2 separate regions of the Homo sapiens genome follow, and region 2 is linked to region 1. The links are chromatin loops, found by intact Hi-C in ENCODE. Cell type or tissue: HepG2. All regions are shown on one strand. Links, peaks and the distances in the headings refer to the core of each region. The heading gives the core; the rest is flanking DNA.

What was found. Peaks named below come from ENCODE experiments on the same cell type or tissue, not always from the same donor. Only the 100,000 strongest peaks of a DNase experiment are listed, where the experiment ranks them.
Region 2: a loop joins it to region 1, with 8 times the contacts of the local background. A loop is called at or near these places in 4 of 110 quality-filtered maps.

The regions. Positions count from the first base shown.
Region 1 is chr2:233,707,075-233,716,548 of GRCh38, forward strand. All of the region lies in intron 1 of UGT1A8 (UDP glucuronosyltransferase family 1 member A8), which reads left to right. All of the region lies in intron 1 of UGT1A10 (UDP glucuronosyltransferase family 1 member A10), which reads left to right. All of the region lies in intron 1 of UGT1A9 (UDP glucuronosyltransferase family 1 member A9), which reads left to right. All of the region lies in intron 1 of UGT1A7 (UDP glucuronosyltransferase family 1 member A7), which reads left to right. It also overlaps UGT1A6, UGT1A5 and UGT1A. RefSeq lists enhancers at 5,536-6,036, 6,037-6,537. In HepG2, for the core only: CTCF peaks have their summits at 4,526 (motif pointing left) and 6,084 (motif pointing right); a DNase peak (open chromatin) is centred at 4,507.
Region 2 is chr2:233,578,535-233,588,008 of GRCh38, forward strand. It overlaps UGT1A and the pseudogene UGT1A12P. Among named protein-coding and RNA genes, the nearest start is that of USP40, 16 kb to the left of the region's middle. RefSeq lists an enhancer at 4,514-5,104. In HepG2, for the core only: no CTCF peak of the experiment used is centred there; no DNase peak of the experiment used is centred there.

The DNA of each region.
Region 1 (9,474 bases), core at 506-8,505:
TGCTCCACTTTGCATGGCAGCTGAGGGACCCCCAAAATACTCTGCATTAGGCTTTCTATCCCGGAGGTCACTGCAGTTTATCAGCACCCAGACATCCATCCTGGGTGCCTGCCCTCCGTTCTATTCCCTTTCCATCTTTTCTCTGACTTTTGTGATGATTATTTCTCTTGTGTTTTTCTTCATCAGCATTTATTTTAAGTTCCAGGGCACACATGCAGGATGTGCAGGTTTGTTACATAGCTAAACATGTGCCATGGTGGTTTGCTGCCCAGATCAACCCATCACCTAGGTATTAAGCTCAGCATCCATGAGCTATTCTTTTTGATGTTCTCTCTCCCTCGACTATTTCTTTGCTTTTCTTTACAATTTTGCCACCTAAATTTGCATCTGTAAATAATACAGATGATTTTACCTGTTTCGGTACTTAACATAAATAGAATTTTACTGTTTTTCTTTGTCTTGCCTTTTTTTTTTTTTTGGTTCAACCTTATGTTTGAGAGATTCATGATGTGTGTTTTTACAAGTTGTAGTTTGTGGATTGTCAGTACTGAATATATCCCATTGTATGAATACACCACAATTTTATTTATCCATTCTACTGTTGATGGGCTTTGGGTTGTATCTAGCTTTTCACTACTGTGAACAATGTTACAACGAACATTCTTTTACATTCTGAAACACATGTGAGTGGGTTTTTAGAGTATATACCTAGGGGTGGAGCTGCTGCGTTGGAGGGCGTGCATATCATTAATTTAATAAGATGTAACTATTTTTCAGAGTGGTTGTACATATCCCTGATTGCTAAGGCATTAGTTATGTACATGACTGATTATATTGAGGGTTTTAAAATATACTTATCAGTCATTTGGATTTCCTCTTTTGCCCATTCAAGTCTATTGCCCACTGGGTTGTCTACTCGAATTATGTATGCATTCTGGATACTAGTTCTTTGGCAGTTATAGATATTGCAAATATCTTCCCCCACTCTGCATCTTGCTTTTTACTTTTATTCAAACGAATTAGAATAAACATCTTAGTATATGACTCACTGTGCTCCTGTGTGGGAGTTTCCACAGGGGAGTTGCCGGAAAATGGACTTACTGTGTCGTGCACATTTTAAATGTCATTAGGCATTAACAATTTATTCTTCCCTTAGCAATGTATAAGTGTACACTTTCCTTCATATCCTTGCCACATGTATTATCATCAAATGCTTTCAGTTTTTGACAATCCAATAGGTAAAAAATATCTCAAGGTTATTTGAATTTTCATTTCCCTTATTAATTCTTCATTTAAACGTCTTTTGTGTGTGTGTGTTTACTTTCATCAAGTTGTTTCACCAGTGAAGATAAGAACTGGTATTTACCTTCTGCATTTAATAGAATTGATGCAACTGGCTGAGCGTGGTGGCTCATGCTTATAATCCCAGCACTTTGCGGGGCCGAAGCAGGAGGATAGCTTGAGCCCAGGAGTTTGAGACCAGCCTAGGCAGCATAGTGAGATTCCTTCACTACAGAAAGTAAAAACCTAGCTGGACATGGTAGCGTGTGCCTGTAGACCTAACTACTCGGAAGGCTGAGGTGGGAGGATTATTTGAGCCCAGGAGTTCAAGGTTCCAGTGAGCTATGTTTGCATCATTGCACCTCAGCCTGGGCAACAGAGCAAGACCCTGACCAACTCCCCACCCCCCCCCAAATCAATGCAACCTGTGATCACTTTATTTGGGCAACTTCCCCAAATTCTTGACTCAGTGAATTTGTTGCAGGGCTTTTCTTTTTTAATCTCTTTTATTGGTTCACATACTAGAACAATCTCAGGGGCTATCTGGTTAGGTATTGCTTGCTACAGAGCCAAACTATGTCACCAGAACCCATTTATATGTTTCCATTTCTTGTCTCTGTTTCCTCGGCCGTGGCATCCTTCTCAGTGTCATAATACCCAAGCAGCAGGGGCTTCAGCCTGAGTTCTTTTCCCAGGATTCCTAGTTAAAGTTCTTCTGCCTCATTGGCTCTAATGAAGTCACATGCCCATCTCTGAACTAATCATGGTGGCCAAGGGGATGAGACGTGCTGATTGGTTGAGGCCTAGGTCACATGTTCTATCCTGAGCTGGGAGTGGATCCTCACCAGAAGTACATTTGAGAGTTTGGGGGAGGGGTGGCCGCTGGGATGAGATAGGAAATAACTTGTCCACGCTGTGAATTACCCTTCAATTAATGATATTTTCTATTTAGATGTCAGATTTTTTGTTACTAGTTTGTCATATAAACCTATTACTATATAGATTTTTCTGTGTCCTAATCTAAATTTCTTTTAATAATCTATGGGTGAACACTCAATAAGAATGTCCTCCAGAAAGGATGACCTGCCGACTTTTAAAGCAATCATTTTGGGGCTTATAAGTATTTAGTATTTGAAGTCTCTGCCTCTTGCTCTCTTTTAGGAATTCTTTTTCCTACTGTGATATATGTAAGTACTTATAAATTTAAACTTAAAATTCAAAAAATATACCAGGATGTGAAAGAAACATTATTAAATATAGGTGTTTTGCTGTGAGTGTTTCTTGGAATAGGTAGGGCTTTGTATAGTAGGTTTTGGTCTTTTGGTCAGCTTGGGAAAATTTTGTTCTTTTTTAATTGAATGATATGTTTTCAATTGATACTACTAAAATAAACATTATTGGAGTATTATTTACATGCAATAAAGTGCACCGTTTTAATGATACATTTCTGAGTTGTAATGATTTTATTTAGCTGTGCAGCCATCACCACATTCAAGACACGGAGCACTCCATTACCCAGTAACTTCCCTTCTGTCCTATCTCAGTCACCTAATACCTCCCCTCACCTTAGGCAACCCTGGATGGTTTCTGTTGCTGGATAACAGAATTGTCTTTTCTAGAGTTTCATCTGAATGGAATCATACAATTATGAATGAAAAACACACAGGTATACTGTTTTGTGTCTGGCCTCTTTGGCTCGGCATAATGTCTCTTCAGATCCTTTCACATTGTTGCATGTATCAATATTTCATTCGTTTCTATTTCCGAGTAGCATTTCATTGTATAGATATATCATCATTTGCTTATGCATTTATTTATTGATGGACATGTGGATAGTTTCCAGTTGTTGGCTATTATGAATAAAGCTGCTATGACTATTCGAGTACGAGTGTTTCTGAGATTTCATTTTTCTTGGGTAAATACTTAAAAGTGGGATTGTTGGGTTGCATGGTAGGTGTATGTATGACTTCATAAGAAACAGTCGAACTGTTTCCAAAGCAGTTATACAATTTTACATTCCTAACAGCAACGCATTAGAGTTCTGGCTGCTCTGTATTTGTGCTAAGACTTGCTATTTTTAGTCTTTTACATTTTAGCCATCCTAATGGGTGTGTAGTAGAATTTCATTGGGTTTGAATTTGCATTCCTCTTATGACTGATGATAATCTTTTCATGTGCTTATTGATCATATGCCTGTTTTCTTTTAAAAGGTGCCCTTTCAAAATCTTCCGCACACCTTTATTGGTTTGTTTGTCTTCTTATATTTGAGTAGTGAGTTCTTTACATATTCTGGATACAAGTGCTATGTCAGATAGTTGTGTTTCTGTTTACTTCTGGTGTGTGGTGTCCTTTGTTTCATTTTTTAAAAAACAACGTCTTTCAAGGAGCAAAAGTTGCAAGTTTTGATTAAGTCAATTTTAGCAAACGTTTTGTGTTTTGTACCCCTCGTGCCCTATCTAAGGAATCTTTGTCTACCAAAAGGTGGGAGGATTTGTTTCTATGTTTTTTAAAAAAGTTAAACAGTTTAAGTTTGTAGGTTTGGGTGGAAAGAGGTCTTTAGACCACTTAGTCTTTGTTTAGGTCTTTGTTTATGTCTCTGAGATTGGCAGAGGGGAATATACAATCATTCAGATCAGGCTATTGGATGCCTTTTTCTATCTCTGAATTTTTCTGGGGTGACCTCACTGACACCCATGGCTTCAATCACCACTTATGCTGATGGCTCCAAGTCTATCTGTGCAGCCCAGACCCCTCCTCATCTCCAGACCCTGGAAGCTGATGCCTTGGGCTGCTCCTCCTATTTCCTGGGCACCAGGAATATGAGCTACTCCCTCCCCACAGTCCTGCTCTCCCCAGTGCTCCCATGTCGCTGAAGGCACCACCATCTTCCAAGATACATGGGCCTCCCCAGGGTCTAGGAGTCCTAGACGTGGGAGTAGAAATTAGATGACATTGGTGTCTAAACAAAACACCACTGCATGGAGATAGAACAGGGGAGCCCCCTGAATGTGGTGAGAGCACCCTCCCAGGTGTGTTCCACCCTCACCCCGGGCTCATCAGGAGGGTGCTTAGGATGCATACAGTTTTAAGGGGGTTGGAGGAATAGTTCAGAGGCTGAGATGTTGCACCCACAGCTGAGAATCCCTTTCTAGCGCTCTGTGTCCTCACAACTCCCCGGGAATCATCCTCCCCTGGAGAGTTCCCAAAGCCCTTGCAGGCCTGCCTTCTCTGTGCCTTCCTGCCTGCGCCCTCTGGTGGACAGCTCCATTCGCTGCCTGTCCCATGGGTTCTGTCCAAAGGTGGAATCTATTATCAATGTGGATTTCTAATGGGGGTAACTTCCTCCCTAAGGGAAGCCTCAGCTTCACCAGCAATGGCAGACACGGCCAGGCATGTAGACACAGAGGAAGTGAGATAGAAAGTGTGCACAGCCCAGAGAGCCTGCCCACATCATCCTGGGGCGACCAGGACAAGGAGGCGTCAGCAATCTTGCCAAGCACAAGTATGAGTGACTTTCTGGAGCAGGACGAGTCTCATGGGCGTGAGACCATTGTGAGTGCTCAGGGTCTCTCCATTAGAAAGGCACACGTTTAATTCTCCATTTTGAAATTTGAACTAGAGCCCCCACAAATTATTCTGTTCTGGAGGAACCATTCTTATCAGAACTTGGTGCTGGATTGACTTGGAAAAAAGCCTGACCATAATCTTCAGGATGAAATAAAGGCCTGGATGAATGGACACTTCAGTCTCTAAGCAGACTTGCAGAAGACTGGAGCCTTCAGCATTCAGAAGAGGAATTCAGACTGTGCAAGATCTGAGGCCAGGCTCCAGCTCCCCCGGTCCCTTGGTGAGCAGGAGCTCCCTGAACCCACCATGGGTCTTTGCTAGGGTTGTCTTGCACATGTGTGCTTTAGACAGCAGCACCTCTTCTTCCATGGTGTAGATGGAGAATCCTCAACAAAGCCTTTCCAAGAATCTGATCATCACATCTTGAGCTCAGCCTCCCTGCAGCTTTTTTTATATTGACAGCCACTTCAGAGAGAGTCCTCTTTGAGCTTTACAAGAAATATCCTGGTGTGAAAAACGACCAAAACCAGATAGCCAGCCTCCCCACTCCCTGTTTAAAGAAAGCTGGCTTAGCAATGTTGTCTGCATTTTGGATGTGCTGTGTTACCCATATGTGGGAAGAAAGAGTATTAAGAGTTAGCAAATAGGGTCACATCCAGCAGAGACCATATGGTTGGGGACTAGGGCAATGGTGACTCCTCAGACCTCAGCTGCAGCCTGATAAACGTGGTTAAGAGAGAAGTAGGAGACAGTGACATGAAATGGGGGTTCACAGCCTTGTGTTGGGAATTGAATGAGAAACAAGAGCTTGAACTTGGATGTTCCCCAGAGCGAGCGCAAGGTCAGATGAGTTTTTCAAGATAGGAGTGATCGGTCTTTCCCAGGGTGGGGCCCATAATGCAAGACAATTATAGATTAACGGGTAATAAGTAACTGGAGGAGGGCACTCTGTCTTCAATTACATGTTGATTTGCTAGGTGTCTCAGTGACAAGGTAATTAAGACGAAGGAAACAATTCTAGGAGGCACAACGTGGGGTGGACAGTCAGCTGTCGGTGGCTTCTGCTGAGATGGCCACAGGACTCCAGGTTCCCCTGCCGCAGCTGGCCACAGGACTGCTGCTTCTCCTCAGTGTCCAGCCCTGGGCTGAGAGTGGGAAGGTGCTGGTGGTGCCCACTGATGGCAGCCACTGGCTCAGCATGCGGGAGGCCTTGCGGGACCTCCATGCGAGAGGCCACCAGGTGGTGGTCCTCACCCTGGAGGTGAATATGTACATCAAAGAAGAGAACTTTTTCACCCTGACAACGTATGCCATTTCATGGACCCAGGACGAATTTGATCGCCTTTTGCTGGGTCACACTCAATCGTTCTTTGAAACAGAACATCTTCTGATGAAATTTTCTAGAAGAATGGCAATTATGAACAATATGTCTTTGATCATACATAGGTCTTGTGTGGAGCTACTGCATAATGAGGCCCTGATCAGGCACCTGCATGCTACTTCCTTTGATGTGGTTCTAACAGACCCCTTTCACCTCTGCGCGGCGGTGCTGGCTAAGTACCTGTCGATTCCTGCTGTGTTTTTCTTGAGGAACATTCCATGTGATTTAGACTTTAAGGGCACACAGTGTCCAAACCCTTCCTCCTATATTCCTAGATTACTAACGACCAATTCAGACCACATGACATTCCTGCAAAGGGTCAAGAACATGCTCTACCCTCTGGCCCTGTCCTACCTTTGCCATGCTGTTTCTGCTCCTTATGCAAGCCTTGCCTCTGAGCTTTTTCAGAGAGAGGTGTCAGTGGTGGATCTTGTCAGCCATGCATCTGTGTGGCTGTTCCGAGGGGACTTTGTGATGGATTACCCCAGGCCGATCATGCCCAACATGGTCTTCATTGGGGGCATCAACTGTGCCAACGGGAAGCCACTATCTCAGGTCTGTATTGGTGCCTTTATCCAATCAATGTTCCAGGCAAAACACTTTTTAAAAAATGTATTTACTTACAAGTGCTTCCATATCTACTTATCTTTCCAAAGATTTCATTTCTGCTTCTCATTGTTGTAATAGTCTTCAGTGAGATAAACTTTTAAAGGGTCAATGGTAGTGCAGTTCAGGGTTTCAATGGCCACTGAGAGGAAGGAGAGGCAGGGACGAGGATCTGTCAAAGGATGGGCAAGAGTGGTGTGACTCACGGAGACTGTTCGTTTGTAAAAGCACCATCTTCATGGCTGTGGATGTGCTTCAGCTGGGCAGGAGCAGGGACACTACACTGAGAACTGATCCATCCAATCTTGCTGGCAAGATTTTCAGTAGAAAGGAGGAAGGAATAGAAATTTACAATTGTTGACGTGACAATTTTTAGTGGTCCCATCTTGCAAAAGATAGAGAGGTGACCACAGGAGACCTAAGCACTCAGAGGAAGTAGAGGTTTCAAAGAAGTTGACTCAGTTCAGTGGAATTGGGCCAATGTAGGTGCAATGGATGTCTGTGATCAGAGAATGAAACACAGAGTTCAGTTTCCAGAGAGGGAGTGTTGGATTGTAATAGGAGAATGTTTCTTGTGAAGACACTACTTAAAAAAAATTCTTACTAGGTTAACTTCATGGTCTAATACCGAAGTGTCCAATAGAAATATCATGTAAACCACATACATAATTTAAACTTTTCTAGTGGGCATGTTAAACACCAGCAAAAAGAAACCACTAAAATTAATGTGAATAATGCATTTTATTTAACCAGATGTATCCCAAATATTATCCTTTCAACATGTGAACTGTTTAACGTAGCTTTTTTTGTTGTTAAGTCTTCAAAATCTAGCATATATTTGACACTTACAGTATATCTCAATTTGGAATAGCCACATTTCAAGTGCTCAATATTCATATGTAGTTAGTGACAACAATATGGTGAATGTTTATAAATATTCCATGGATAAAACTAAAATTCTATCTTTTAAATTTTTCTATCTTTTGAGATGGAGTCTTGCTCTGTCACCCAGTCTGGAGTGCAGTGGTGGGATCTTGGCTCATTGCAACCTCCACCTCCCAGGTTCAACTGATTCTCCTGCCTCAGCCTCCCAAGTAGCTGGAACTACAGGCGCATGGCACCACATCCAGCTAATTTTCTTTTTTTTTGTATTTTTTATGGAGATGGAGTTTCATCATATTGGCCAGGCTGATCTCAAATGCCTGATCTCAAGTGATTCACTCACCTCAGCCTGCCAAAGTGCTGGAATTACAGGCGCGAGCCACCACACCTAGGCAATTTTTCTATCTTTTAAAAGACCCTCTACTGAATCTGCCCAATTCTGTGAAGGATGTCTTTTAAAAAATCCCCTTACATAACAAATTCTCCTCCAGTTATATTTTGGCTCTTGAATAGGTTTTGCTTTATACATAGTGATTAGATTGGTGCATGTAGGTTTGAGGTTTGAGACTTATATTTTCTTCACAGTTTGCTGTTATCATTAAATAATAATCCTTAAAATACATTTTATCTGATATCAGTAATGTGACTCCTATGTTATTTTTTGAATTCCCCATCTCTTTTAATTTGAAAATGATTTGTGTGCAAGTGGGTAGCTCACACCTGTAATTTCAGCCCTTTGGGAGACCGAGGGAGGAGGATTGCTTGAGCCCAGGAGTCTGAGAGCAGCCTGGGCAACATGCTGAGACTCCATCTCTACAAAAAATTAAAAAATTATCCAGGTGTGATGGTGCACACCTGTGGTCCCAGCTACTCGGGAGGCTGAGGCAGGAGGATCACTTGATCCCAGGAGGTGGAGGCTGCAGTGTGCCATGTTCACGCCACCTCACTCCAGCCTGAGTGACAGAGCGAGGACCCATCTCAAAAAAATAAAAATTTATTTGGAATGTGAAAATCTTGTTTTAAAGTTAGAAAACATTTTTTTAAAACTCCAATATGAAAAGCTGGGTGCAGTAGCTTGTGCCTGTGGCCCCAGCTACTTGGGAGGCTCAGGTGGGAGGATCATTGAGCTCAGGAGTTTCAGCTCTTGTGGTTTGTTGACTGACTGACTGATTGACTGATTGATTGATTTAAAACACAACAAAACCCAAAATGACTTTAATCTGATAGTTTCTTTTGATGTCAGCATTCTGATTCTGTCCATTCTTAGTTGTATTCTTTCCACTGAGTGTAAGCTCATTCCTTTAACAGAAATTTAGTTTTTCCATCTTAGTTTTGGAATTCCATGGCCCTTTTCCATTTCCATGGAGATGCAGTGCAGCATCTTCAAGTCTCTAATTCTTACATCTGTCTCTTTCACTTGCAAGAGCCCTTGTGATTACATTGTCCTGCCCGGACATCCAGCATAATCTCCCCATGTCAAAACCCTTAATATAATCACATCTATAAAGTCTCTTCCACCTGTAATGGAATATATTCCCAGGTTTGCGCAACTACAATGTAGATACTTTGTGGGGCTGTGATTCTGCCTACCACAGACACTAAGCTTAAAGTGAAACCCACATCTTATTCAAAACTTGGAGGTTTTCCTTCATTTGGCCATTTAAATTTAATTTTTGTTTCTGTCCTCCGTAGTCTTCTATTCTCCAGGCTTCAGAGCTCTCAGCTTACCATTCAATTATCTCCTTTCTCTCCTTATA
Region 2 (9,474 bases), core at 491-8,490, 130 kb before region 1:
GTGTGAGGTGGTATCTCATTGTGGTTTTGATTTGCATTTCTCTGATGGCCAGTGATGATGAGCATTTTTTCATGTGTTTTTTGGCTGCATAAATGTCTTCTTTTGAGAAGTGTCTGTTCATGTCCTTCGCCCACTTTTTGATGGGGTTGTTTGTTTTTTTCTTGTAAATTTGTTTGAGTTCATTGTAGATTCTGGATATTAGCCCTTTTGTCAGATGAGTAGGTTGCGAAAATTTTCTCCCATTTTGTAGGTTGCCTGTTCACTCTGATGGTAGTTTCTTTTGCTGTGCAGAAGCTCTTTAGTTTAATTAGATCCCATTTGTCAATTTTGTCTTTGGTTGCCATTGCTTTTGGTGTTTTAGACATGAAGTCCTTACCCATGCCTATGTCCTGAATGGTAATGCCTAGGTTTTCTTCTAGGGTTTTTATGGTTTTAGGTCTAACGTTTAAGTCTTTAATCCATCTTGAATTGATTTTTGTATAAGGTGTAAGGAAGGGATCCAGTTTCAGCTTTCTACATATGGCTAGCCAGTTTTCCCAGCACCATTTATTAAATAGGGAATCCTTTCCCCATTGCTTGTTTTTCTCAGGTATGTCAAAGATCAGATAGTTGTAGATATGTGGCATTATTTGTGAGGGCTCTGTTCTGTTGCATTGATCTATATCTCTGTTTTGGTACCAGTACCATGCTGTTTTGGTTACTGTAGCCTTGTAGTATAGTTTGAAGTCAGGTAGTGTGATGCCTCCAGCTTTGTTCTTTTGGCTTAGGATTGACTTGGCGATGCGGGCTCTTTTTTGGTTCCATATGAACTTTAAAGTAGTTTTTTCCAGTTCTGTGAAGAAAGGCATTGGTAGCTTGATGGGGATGGCATTGAATCTGTAAATTACCTTGGGCAGTATGGCCATTTTCACGATATTGATTCTTCCTACCCATGAGCATGGAATGTTCTTCCATTTGTTTGTATCCTCTTTTATTTCATTGAGCAGTGGTTTGTAGTTCTCCTTGAAGAGGTCCTTCACATCCCTTGTAAGTTGGATTCCTAGGTATTTTATTCTCTTTGAAGCAATTGTGAATGGGAGTTCACTCATGATTTGGCTCTCTGTTTGTCTGTTGTTGGTGTATAAGAATGCTTGTGATTTTTGTACATTGATTTTGTATCCTGAGACTTTTCTGAAGTTGCTTATCAGCTTAAGGAGATTTTGGGCTGAGATGATGGGGTTTTCTAGATATACAATCATGTCATCTGCAAACAGGGACAATTTGACTTCCTCTTTTCCTAATTGAATACCCTTTATTTCCTTCTCCTGCCTAATTGCCCTGGCCAGAACTTCCAACACTATGTTGAATAGGAGTGGTGAGAGAGGGCATCCATGTCTTGTGCCAGTTTTCAAAGGGAATGCTTCCAGTTTTTGCCCATTCAGTATGATATTGGCTGTGGGTTTGTCATAGATAGCTCTTATTATTTTGAAATACGTCCCATCAATACCTAATTTATTGAGAGTTTTTAGCATGAAGGGTTGTTGAAATTTGTCAAAGGCTTTTTCTGCATCTATTGAGATAATCATGTGGTTTTTGTCTTTGGCTCTGTTTATATGCTGGATTACATTTATTGATTTGTGTATATTGAACCAGCCTTGCATCCCAGGGATGAAGCCCACTTGATCATGGTGGATAAGCTTTTTGATGTGCTGCTGGATTCGTTTTGCCAGTATTTTATTGAGGATTTTTGCATCAATGTTCATCAAGGATATTGGTCTAAAATTCTCTTTTTTTGTTGTGTCTCTGCCTGTCTTTGGTATCAGAATGATGCTGGCCTCATAAAATGAGTTAGGGAGGATTCCCTCTTTTTCTATTGATTGGAACAGTTTCAGAAGGAATGGTACCAGTTCCTCCTTGTACCTCTGGTAGAATTTGGCTGTGAATCCATCTGGTCCTGGACTCTTTTTGGTTGGTAAGCTATTGATTATTGCCACAATTTCAGATCCTGTTATTGGTCTATTCAGAGATTCAATTTCTTCCTGGTTTAGTCTTGGGAGAGTGTATGTGTCGAGGAATTTATCCATTTCTTCTAGATTTTCTAGTTTATTTGCGTAGAGGTGTTTGTAGTATTCTCTGATGGTAGCTTGTATTTCTGTGGGATCGGTGGTGATATCCCCTTTATCATTTTTTATTGCATCTATTTGATTCTTCTCTCTTTTTTTCTTTATTAGTCTTGCTAGCGGCCTATCAATTTTGTTGATCCTTTCAAAAAACCAGCTCCTGGATTCATTAATTTTTTGAAGGGTTTTTTGTGTCTCTATTTCCTTCAGTTCTGCTCTGATTTTAGTTATTTCTTGCCTTCTGCTAGCTTTTGAATGTGTTTGCTCTTGTTTTCTAGTTCTTTTAATTGTGATGTTAGGGTGTCAAGTTTGGATCTTTCCTGCTTTCTCTTGTGGGCATTTAGTGCTATAAATTTCCCTCTACACACTGCTTTGAGTGCATCCCAGAGATTCTGGTATGTTGTGTCTTTGTTCTCTTTGGTTTCAAAGAACATCTTTATTTCTGCCTTCATTTCGTTATGTACCCAGTAGTCATTCAGGAGCAGGTTGTTCAGTTTCCATGTAGTTGAGCGGTTTTGAGTGAGATTCTTAATCCTGAGTTCTAGTTTGATTGCACTGTGGTCTGAGAGATAGTTTGTTATAATTTCTGTTCTTTTACATTTGCTGAGGAGAGCTTTACTTCCAATTATGTGGTCAATTTTGGAATAGGTGTGGTGTGGTGCTGAAAAAAATGTATATTCTGTTGATTTGGGGTGGAGAGTTCTGTAGATGTCTATTAGGTCTGCTTGGTGCAGAGCTGAGTTCAATTCCTGGGTATCCTTGTTGACTTTCAGTCTCATTGATCTGTCTAATGTTGACAGTGGGGTGTTAAAGTCTCCCATTATTAATGTATGGGAGTCTAAGTCTCTTTGTAGGTCACTCAGGACTAGCTTTATGAATCTTGGTGTTCCTGTATTGGGTGCATATATATTTAGGATAGTTAGCTCTTCTTGTTGAATTGATCCCTTTACCATAATGTAATGGCCTTCTTTGTCTCTTTTGATCTTTGTTGGTTTAAAGTCTGTTTTATCAGAGACTAGGATTGCAACCCCTGCCTTTTTTTGTTTTCCATTTGCTTGGTAGATCTTCCTCCATCCTTTTATTTTGAGCCTATGTGTGTCTCTGCATGTGAGATGGGTTTCCTGAATACAGCACACTGATGGGTCTTGACTCTTTATCCAATTTGCCAGTCTGTGTCTTTTAATTGGGGCATTTAGTCCATTTACATGTAAAGTTAATATTGTTATGTGTGAATTTGATCCTGTCATTATGATGTTAGCTGGTTATTTTGCTCGTTAGTTGATGCAGTTTCTTCCTAGTCTTGATGGTCTTTACATTTTGGCATGATTTTGCAGCGGGTGGTACCGGTTGTTCCTTTCCATGTTTAGCACTTCCTTCAGGAGCTCTTTTAGGGCATGCCTGGTGGTGACAAAATCTCTCAGCATTTGCTTGTCTGTAAAGTATTTTATTTCTCCTTCACTTATGAAGCTTAGTTTGGCTGGATATGAAATTCTGGGTTGAAAATTCTTTTCTTTAAGAATGTTGAATATTGGCCCCCACTGTCTTCTGGCTTGTAGGGTTTCTGCCGAGAGATCCGCTGTTAGTCTGATGGGCTTCCCTTTGAGGGTAACCCGACCTTTCTGTCTGGCTGCCCTTAACATTTTTTCCTTCATTTCAACTTTGGTGAATCTGACAATTATGTGTCTTGGAGTTGCTCTTCTCGAGGAGTATCTTTGTGGCGTTCTCTGTATTTCCTGAATCTGAATGTTGGCCTGCCTTGCTAGATTGGGGAAGTTCTCCTGGATAATAGCCTGCAGACTGTTTTCCAACTTGGTTCCATTCTCCCCATCACTTTCAGGTAAACCAATCAGACGTAGATTTGGTCTTTTCACGTAGTCCCATATTTATTGGAGGCTTTGCTCATTTCTTTTTATTCTTTTTTCTCTAAACTTCCCTTCTCGCTTCATTTCATTCATTTCATCTTCCATTGCTGATACCCTTTCTTTCAGTTGATTGCATCGGCTCCTGAGGCTTCTGCATTCTTCACGTAGTTCTCGAGCCTTGGTTTTCAGCTCCATCAGCTCCTTTAAGCACTTCTCTGGATTGGTTATTCTAGTTATACATTCTTCTAAATTTTTTTCAAAGTTTTCAACTTCTTTGCCTTTGGTTTGAATGTCCTCCCGTAGCTTGGAGTAATTTGATCATCTGAAGCCTTCTTCTCTCAGCTTGTCAAAGTCATTCTCCCTCCAGCTTTGTTCCGTTGCTGGTGAGGAACTGCGTTCCTTTGGAGGAGGAGAGGTGCTCTGCTTTTTAGAATTTCCAGTTTTTCTATTCTGTTTTTTCCCCATCTTTGTGGTTTTATCTACTTTTGGTCTTTGATGATGGTGATGTACAGATGGGTTTTTGGTGTGAATGTCCTTTCTGTTTTTTAGTTTTCTTTCTAACAGACAGGACCCTCAGCTGCAGCTCTGTTGGAATACCCTGCTCTGTGAGGTGTCAGTGTGCCCCTGCTGGGGGGTGCCTCCCAGTTAGGCTGCTCGGGGGTCAGGGGTCAGGGACCCACTTGAGGAGGCAGTCTGTCCGTTCTCAGATCTCCAGCTGAGTGCTGGGAGAACCACTGCTCTCTTCAAAGCTGTCAGACAAGGACATTTAAGTCTGCAGAGGTCACTGCTGTCTTTTTGTTTGTCTGTGCCCTGCCCCCAGAGGTGGAGCCTACAGAGGCAGGCAGGCCTCCTTGAGCTGTGGTGGGCTCCACCCAGTTCAAGCTTCCCGGCTGCTTTGTTTACCTAATCAAGCCTGGGTAATGGCGGGCGCCCCTCCCCCAGCCTCGTTGCCGCCTTGCAGTTTGATCTCAGACTGCTGTGCTAGCAATCAGCGAGACTCCATGGGCGTAGGACCCTCCGAGCCAGGTGCGGGATGTAATCTCGTCGTGCGCCGTTTTTTAAGCCCGTCGGAAAAGCGCAGTATTAGGGTTGGAGTGACCCGATTTTCCAGGTGCCGTCCGTCACCCCTTTCTTTGACTCGGAAAGGGAACTCCCTGACCCCTTGTGCTTCCCGACTGAGGCAATGCCTCGCCCTGCTTCGGCTCGCGCACGGTGCGCGCACCCACTGACCTGCGCCCACTGTCTGGCATTCGCTAGTGAGATGAACCGGGTACCTCAGATGGAAATGCAGAAATCACCTGTCTTCTGCGTCGTTGCTCACGCTGGGAGCTGTAGACCTGAGCTGTTCCTATTCGGCCATCTTGGCTCCTCCCTCTGTTTTCTGGACTAGATTGTGAGAAACTGGTATTATTTCTTCCTTCAGTGTTTGGTAGAATTTATCAGTGAAGTCATCTGAACTTTACCTTTTTGTTTCTGGGAGCATTTGAATTCAAAATTCAATTTGAATTTAAAAGGTACAGATTATGTCATTTGTGTTATTAATTTCTTCTTGTGTAAAGTCTGACAGCTTGTGTCTTTTAAGAAATTTGTCCATTTCATATAAGCTGTAGATTTTATTGGCATGAATTTGTCCATATTCTCTTATCATTTTAATACCTGTAGAATCTATGGTGATACTACCTCTCCCATTCCCGGTATTGGTAATTTATATCTTCTGTCTTTTTTTTCCAATCAGCCTGGCTAGACATTGGTCAGGTTAATTGATCTGCCCCAAAAGTGAGCTTTGGTGTCATTGGTTTTCTCCATTGTTTTTCTATTTCCTATTTCATTGATTTCTACACTGAAGTTAGCCTCCAGGGAAGGTAGATCACTCACTGTCATGTTTGTTTTTCAAGGACAGTCATCTACCAGTGCGCCAGTCACCAAGGGACAGGTGACTAAACAATGTCTAGTACCCATTAATGTGTCCTGGAGGGAGCCATCTTGTGCTCCTACAAGAATTATGCCCTGAGGTTGGCTGCTGATTCCCTCACTAAATGTTCCTCAGGGTGTTACCTCACACACACTGCTGGGCTAATCCATGGAAATCTCCATGATGTAATTCAGCCCAATGCAACAAGAATTCCGTGAACTTCCTCTATGCCAAGTATAGCATGGGTGCTGTGGAAGGAGGATGAAAATAGGAAGAAGACATAACCTCTGTCTTCAAGGGGTGCTCAGGATACTGGGGGTGACCAATACATATTCCTGAAACAAGGCACCAGACCGATGGGGTGAGCCCACAGCAGAGGCCTACAGCTCTGTTTAGAATGAGGAAGCAGAGCAGGCTGAGAGAGGCAGCTCAGCAGAGTGCTTAGGCAAGCATAGGGCCACGACTCCCCACTGCAGGCAACATATCTGAGGAAAGCCATTTACAATAGGTGATGGTCACATTCCATCAAATCTCTGGAAGGGTTCATGGAGGTGGGGTTTTCAATCTTATTTCAGCCTTTCAAAGGCCTCTCAGGGTTTGGAAATGGAAGCAACAATGTCTGTGCATTGCAGAGACACAGGTGAGCCCCCATTTCCTGCCAGTTAGGAAGTCAGTGCTGAGGGCCTTACTGTATGTCCTTGGCACATGAGATGCCAGTTCCTTTCTGGGCAGAGAGCTTTTGGTTGTCTGAGGATAACATTGAAACTTTGCTTTGAAATGCATTTCAAAAATATGAACTTTATTCAAATTTACTTTCCTTTTTTCATTCTGAATTCTTAAGGTCCAAAAGCATTGCTGAATAATTCTGCTTCTAAACCCCCATTGCAGCACAGGGCATGAACTGTCCCCAGGGCAAAGAACATAAGGTAGTCTTGTGTGGAAAACATACAAGTAGGTATCTCAGCAAATGCTACCTACTGTATCACAGTAGCTTAGAATCACAGCTGCTCACTCTGGGCTGAAGTTCTCTGATGGCTTCTGCAGGGTGGACTGGCCTCCTTCCCCCTATATGTGTGTCTACGGCTGACCTGTGGCTTTGCCGAGGCTGGGAAGCTGCTGGTAGTGCCCATGGATGGGAGCCACTGGTTCACCATGTGGTCGGTGGTGGAGAAACTCATTCTCAGGGGGCATGAGGTGGTTGTAGTCAGGCCAGAGGTGAGTTGGCAACTGGGAAGATCACTGAATTGCACAGTGAAGACTTATTCAACCTTATACACCCTGGAGGATCTGGACCAGGAGTTCATGGCTTTTGCCAATGCTCAATGGGAAGCAGAAGTACGAAGCTTATTTTCTCTATTAATGAGTTCATCCAAATGTTTAGAATTTAATTTTTCACATTGCAGGAGTTTGTTTAATGACTGAAAATTAGTAGAATACTTAAAGGAGAGTTCTTTTGATGCGGTGTTTCTGGATCCTTTAGCTATGTGTGGCTTAATTGTTGCCAAATATTTCTCCCTCCCCTCTGTGGTCTTCACCAGAGGAATACTTTGTCATTATCTTGAAGAAGGTGCACAGAGCCCTGCTTCTCTTTCCTACAGCCCTAGATATGTCTCAGGATTTTCACATGCCATGACTTTTAAGGAGAGAGTATGGAACCACATCTTCTTCTTAAAGGAGCATTTATTTTGCCCATATTTTTTCAAAAATGCCTTAAAAGTAGCCTCTGAAGTTCTCCAAGCACCTGTCATGGCATATGATCTCTACAGCCACACATCAATTTGGTTGTTGTGAATGGACTTTGTTTTGGAGTATCCCAAACCTGTGATGCCCAATATGATCTTCATTGGTGGTATCAACTGCAATCAGGGAAAGCCAGTGCCTATGGTAAGTCGTTGCTCCTTTAGCACATTAAAAGTATTCTGGATTTGAATATTTAAAAAGATTTCTTACTGAACTGGGATTTGACATTTGTGTTTATTGCATCTAAAATTTCTTTTCTATGTAAAAAATTATTTTGTGCCTTCCACATGCTTGTTAGTTAGCAACTTTTATATAATGGCCTCATTAATATGTATGTCTATACAGTTGGTTGGTTAATTGTTCATAATTTCCACTGCATTTTTTTTTTTTTTTTTTTTTTAGAAACACGGTTTTGCTATGGTGCCCTGGCTAGACTCAAACTCCTGGGCTCAAGTGATCCCCCTATGTAAGCCTTCCAAGCAATTATGACCTTTTTAGTATTTTTGGAAAAATACTTAAAACCACAATAAGAAATGAAACTTTCATTTTAGCTAATCCTGTAATACCTGCTACAGTAAAATGCTCTTTGCAGTTTTGTATGCATGTGTTTCCATTTATTGAAATTACTTTATATATAAGCATATATGTAAATGTTTACACTTATTTTATTAAAATCAAATCTATCAGGCTGGACATGTTGTCTTTGCCATGATTTTTTACTTGCCAGTAAATCAGAGACAACTTTACAGATTTGATATGTTCTTTTAATAATTGATAAAAGTCTTTACTTTGGATGCAACATAGTTGCAAGCTTTCCCAGATGTTTTTCTGCTAAAGATTTGGCTAACTTCTTCAAAACAACAATAATAAACAGATGTTGTCTTTCTTTGACCCTGAAGAAAGTATAAAGCAAAATGCCTTTAGCCACCCAAAACAGTGTTACCATGACGTTTGGTCTCGTCCAGTCTGCTTTTGATTTGACTGGATCGCTTTCGTTTCTTGGTAGCCATTGCTTTGATTGTGCTTTGTCTTCAGGGTCTTACTGGTAAAGCTATGTTTCATCTCCTGTTACAATTCTTTGAAGAGATGCTTCAAGGTCTGGATCCCACTTGTTTATAATTTCCATTGAAGGGTCTGTTCTTGTCTGCAGATGATCTGGCTGTAACGGTTTTGGCACCCAACAAGTGGAAAATTTGTTCAACTGAAATTTTTGTCAGAATTGTTTAAACTGATCTGATTGAAATTTCTGTTGTGTTGGCTATTGTTTCTGCTGTTAATTGTCAGTCCTCTTCAGTTAGAGTATGAGCAAGATTAATTGTTTCCTTGTGAATTGATGTATGGATGGTCTGCTGGTGTGGGCTTCATCTTCACCATCATCTTGTCCCTTCTTAAAAGGAATTGCCCATTTGTAAACTGCTAATTTTTTGGAGCATTTTCCCCATTAACTTTCTGTAAAGCATCAGTGATTTCACCGTTCTTCCCTCATGTCTCAGCATAAATTTTAGGCTATTGCTTCAATTGTAGCAGAATTCATGTTGTTTTGATGGGGACTTCTTTCCAACTGATGTCTTATCCTTCTTAGTGCCTCAAACTAGATCCTACTCAGACATGTTTTAACAAGTTAGCATAAGTTTGTTTTGGTGCAAAGAAATTTGAAATCCATGCTTAAGTTTTTCATAATATGCATTTTCATTAATCGTGTGATGATCCCTCATCTATTACTTTTATAGGGATGGGCCACGCATTTTTGTTCATTGTTCTGGCTTCTTACAAGGTTCAGTAGACTTTGTAACACAGTTGTGTCTCTCACAGATTGGCAGATGTTTGGTAAAGGATTGACTTTTCAGCCAACTCATGGGAA